2 separate regions of the Homo sapiens genome follow, and region 1 is linked to region 2. Evidence: chromatin loops called from intact Hi-C (ENCODE). Cell type or tissue: ovary. All regions are shown on one strand.

Evidence for each region. Peaks named below come from ENCODE experiments on the same cell type or tissue, not always from the same donor. Only the 100,000 strongest peaks of a DNase experiment are listed, where the experiment ranks them.
Region 1: it touches region 2 in a loop (4-fold over the local background); 2 of 110 quality-filtered maps call a loop at or near these places.

Annotation. Positions count from the first base shown.
Region 1 is chr6:166,056,696-166,059,195 of GRCh38, forward strand. No RefSeq gene overlaps it. Among named protein-coding and RNA genes, the nearest start is that of LINC00473, 70 kb to the left of the region's middle. In ovary, a CTCF peak has its summit at 1,304; DNase peaks (open chromatin) are centred at 126 and 1,576; H3K27ac peaks cover 2,339 bases.
Region 2 is chr6:166,007,164-166,009,663 of GRCh38, forward strand. No RefSeq gene overlaps it. Among named protein-coding and RNA genes, the nearest start is that of LINC00473, 20 kb to the left of the region's middle. RefSeq lists an enhancer at 1,534-2,236. In ovary, a CTCF peak has its summit at 1,461 (motif pointing left); DNase peaks (open chromatin) are centred at 458, 1,508 and 2,058; H3K4me3 peaks cover 1,197 bases; H3K27ac peaks cover 892 bases.

The DNA.
Region 1 (2,500 bases), 50 kb after region 2:
TGCTAGCACTGAAAACAGTCTGTGATTCTAAGAGTCAATTCACTCCCCATGACCATATCCAAATATTTTAACACCAATTCCACAGCCTGCACAGTTGGCCGGCCCAGCTGGTCTGCAGAATCTGGGGGAGGCTCATGGCAGGCTGACGTCAATTGGCAGAGCCCAGTCTGGAAGGAGCTCCCAGTCAGCCTACTCCCACACGCTCCTCTCTCTTCCATCCAGTGTTATCAACTCACTTTTCCTTCTCAGTATTCATCTTCTGCAGTTTTCTCCATAAAGAAATCTGTGGCCTTTACAGAGTCTTTGGTCATGTTATTCTCAATCTATAACCATACCAGCAGAAAATATAGGAATTAAGCGTGAATTATTCTAATTGATACTTTTAGTTATATTTTTATTTCTCAATATATTAATGTTAATTTCTGTAAATGTCTGAATGGACTCTGTTATGGTTTTACATTTCTTTATCCAAAAGGAAGATGAAGATGTTTGCACAGAAGAGCTGCCCAAGCAGTACAAAGCAATTGATTACAGACATGGTGACAATTGATTTACCAGTTCTCTTTACTTGCATGCCAAGGTCTGTGAATTAATCTTTTGTTTTGCAGTTTGTGTGTGAAGACAAATCATTACCTTAGTTAGGCTCATTAAACAGGACACCTCTTTGCCGCTACAGTGTGCAAGTAAATCAAATAGAAAAATTCCATAACAAAACTAGTGGTATTTTTGTATACAATTGGGTGGAAAAAACAAAACGAGTACAATTCATGATATAAATAGAAAATGTTTTCTGAAAATAAAAAATCTCATTTATGCTAGCATTTACTGTAATCTGAAATTTCTCCTGTTTTGTTGGCCATCTAATGTAATGATAGGATATGAGAGCCATTCTACGTCTCCAAAAATAGAAGCAGAAAAAGGAAGAGGGAAAAACCACATTGCTGACCAGGCCAAGTTCTGATTCCTTATGTTCTCAGCCTTTCTGTGCTGCTAAAGTATGGAATATTCCACCTGTAGGAATTATTTTGCCCATATTCTAAATGACAATTTGACACCTTTCAATTTCTCCTTCCACTTCCTCATATTCCCTCATGCTCACTCTATTCTTGGAATTTGACAGATATTTACTAATTTTTAACTTGGATATACAATTAATATCTTCCCTAACTTCTCCTGTTGTCTTCTCTCCTGTAAATACAGCAGGTGATTAGGAGCTCACCCTGAACCTCGCCTCCCCTCTGTGCTTATTCAGGCCCGTTTTGTTCTCAGCCTGCAAGGACAGTCGCATCAAACCTTCATTTCTTTGAAGTCTCTGACTTAAATCAGCCTCTCTCTCGTTCCTCCCTTCTGCATTCCTTTAAAAAAAATACTGACCTCAATTCTCTCACATTTATTCACTCCCAAGTTATATCTGGTTGAAAAAGGAACTGGAGCACATACAATTCTTGGAGCATTAATTTGAATGGTATTTATTAGGCTCACAGCGTGCAGAGTAGTCAGCCAGGCCCCTCTGTTATCTCAAACCTGATGAATGCACCTTCTGTTTCTAATTCCGCCCCCCCCCCGCTCACTCTTGAGCTCTAGAAATTCTGACTCACTGAAACGTTTTTCACAGAAACAACTCCACAGCTTCCAGCAGCTCCTCTTCATCCAAATCCTCTCTGCACATCACCACGTGGCTCTGTCAGAAAATGTGTCTGTCAGTGAAAGTTTATACACAGCCACATTTTCCCATTAATTTTCATTTTCTTTTTTTTCTTTCTTTCTTCCTTTCTTTTTTTTTTTTTTCTTTTTGAGAGCAGTTGCTCTATCGGCCAGGCTGGAGTGCAGTGACATGATCTCGCCTCACTGTAGCCGCCACCTCCTGGGCTCAAGTGATTCTCTTTTCAGCCTCTCAAGTAACTGGGATTACAGGCACCTGCCACCACACCCGGTAAATTTTTGTGTTTTTAGTAGAGACGAGGTTTCACCATGTTGGGAAGGCTGGTCTCAAATTCCTTACCTCAAATGATCCACCTGCCTCAGCCTCCCAGAGTGCTGGGATTGCAGGCGTGAGCCACCGTGCCTGGGCTAATTTCCATTTTCATTTCAAACATGCACTCCTATGGAAAGAAAAATTACATGAAGGTATAGTAAAAATCACTCTAAATTTAGTAACAATCATAAAATTTACCTCTTAGTACATTTGATATTTTAAAATTTACAATTCTTGTCTATGAATGGAAACCATGTCTATATAGGGTGGATGTTTGTATGACTGGGTGTATCCATGAGGTCAGAATACTAATTGATGGAACAATACTGCGTGGAAGGTGGTCTCTAGTGGAATGCCACGGAGTTTCCAATATAGTCTTAGAAATGAGTGTTGAAAGATAATGGTATGCTGGTCACATTCATTCAAGACAGAAAATTCTGGTAGACAGTAAAAATGTAGGTTGAACTAAAAACAAACAAACAACAACAAAAACCCAAGCTTCAGCAGTCTGAAATGATGGTCTAA
Region 2 (2,500 bases):
TGAAGCCAGGTCTCCAGAGCTTCCCTGATGAAATTGTCCTGCCTGTGATGGGGGAGTGTTCTCGGAACCTTTGGGACAGCCTCTGCTGGCTCAGATCAAAACTTCACAGAGCTCAAGGCATGGTCTTCAATTAAAAGCTTGGACCACATGTCAGGTGGGCAGAGGGCTACCGCTTTAGGGTAAAGTGGCTACAAGGAGAGTGGCCTGATATTTTGTATATATTCATGATCATTTTAATTTCCTCTTCCCAGCCTGTGTTCTGCATTTCCCCAGATGTCTTCAAAGGACATATATGACGCCCAGGAGCAGAGTTGTTGGGTCTGTTCTTTCTAATTCCAGACCTTTCTGGTCTTGAGTCGTGGTTTTCTTAGGGTCCAGTGAAAACAGCAGCGCTTGGAGCTGCAGACCCAGGCTGGGAGCTGCCGCGGGGGCGCACGTGTCTGCCTGTAGCCACAGCCTAGGATCATTGCCCTGCACAGTTGGACGGCTTCCACGCCTCGTCTAGTTCTCACTGCATTCTTATAGCAGGACAAGTTCTCTGGATTTGTGTGAACTTTTTAAATAAGAGTTAATAAGTCAATGATTGCCAGATGAGAGAGGCAGCTCATGTGTTTTTAAGAAGCATCAAACCCACCCCCCACCCCCCATATTCTTCCACCCCAGCAAAGAAGGAGCCAGGAAGGCACTGCAAGGGGGAAGCGGGGGCGGGGGGGGGGAGGGCAGGGAGGATCCCTGAGAAAAAAAGATGAATATTTGCATCTTCACTTGTGTGCCTCATTTGGGGTGACCCATGGGTGCAAAGGATGATGTATTTTATACTGAACATGGTACTGGCAATTTTGGGTGCGCAATGAAAAAGAAATGGGCATGAGCATATCTAGCTTTAAGACACGATTTCAAATATAACTTCCGTCATTCACGTCTAGACCCATATTCTGATATGAGTAATAACTATGCTAAGCAAAAGTAGATTAGGTGCAATAAATATAAGACCTGTATTCCTATGCTGACTGATGGACTTCAGTGGAATATTTCATTTTAGCAACCGATATATTGCATAAATGAGTTAACATTGGTCCCATTGCAAAACGATTTTTTATACAAAATTAGAGAGGCTGGCATAAGGAATGCTGCTAGAAAATTATTAGCTCACTTTTTACATCCAAGGGGGTGAAATGATACACTGTGGAAATTTGTACAAATAGAGAAGTGGATGGATGTCGATGTCAGTGGGGAGAAACGGGAGGCCAGGTCCCGTTTTGAGGAGAGGAGATGCGCCCAAGCGGGGGCGGAGGAGCGGGTCGCGCCGCTGACATTCGCCAAGGACAGGATGGGGTGGGCGCCCGCCGGTGGCCGACTCCGCCCCGCCTCTCAGGGGTGCGAGTCATCAGCGCAGCGGCGGATCCTGGCCCAGGGAGCCACCGGCCCACCCTCGCGCCCAGGAGCCGGACTCGGAGACGTCCACCTGGTGGAGAGACGCGAGGGAGCCATGCAGACAGGGGCTGCTCCGTGGAGAGCCCGGGAAGCCTGCGGGGCGCCGGAGGGGTGGGTCCCGGGACAGACCAGTGACCATCCGCCTCCTGCGTAGCGCTGCCCCCAGGAGAGGAAAACCCATCGGAGGTTGTGCTGTGTGCGTTCTCCAAGAGGGAAGCTCAGTATGAGCACTCCCTTCGTCCCCTTAAGGAGGACCGCACAGTGTGTGTGTATGTGTGTGTGTGTGAGTGCGCGCGCGCGCTCATGTGTGCATGTGCCTGTGTGTGCATGTGTGTATGTGCGTGTGTGCATGTGTGTGTGCATATATGCGTATATGCGTGCGTGTGTGTGGCGCGCACATACGTAAGCACACCCCCGGTACATAGAAACTCACAGAAACATACAGTAATCCTGTATAAAGATTATGAGTCTAGAAAACATGTACTGCCCGTCATTTTTCTCGGCTGTCTCTGTGCCTTCTAGATATTTCCGTGTCCTCCGCGCGCTTCATTTTTATCAGGCTCCTGGGTGTGTGCAGGGAGGGAACGCAGGCACGGAACGCAGGCGCGGAAGATGTAATTTGTGCATTAGGAAGCCTCCGCTCGAGCGCCACTGACGTCTGCACCTCCGTGCTTGGCTCTGCTGCAATACATCAGACTGATGGCATGATCACTGCATCTTTGCTGTAATATCTGTGCACTGCTGGTTAGGAAAATCCTCAGCCATACCGTGACTCCAGCTAGCTAGCTAGTCAATGTATTTTAATTTTATTAATTGAAAGGAAGGACTAAGGAGGGAAAAGAATGCAAAGGAAACATGAAAAGATTTTACAAATTTTTAAATGCTTATTTTTCCAGATGGAAGGTTGAGACAGTAGGATTAGAGACTTCATGGCTGCAGATGTTGAAGCTTTTGCTAAATGAACAGCCAAAGTCAGTTCTGTGAAATTGCGTCATATTTCTTTTCCAGAAGACATAAATCTTTTGATGGTTCTACTTCTCTTTGTATATTATTACTGTTTAAAATT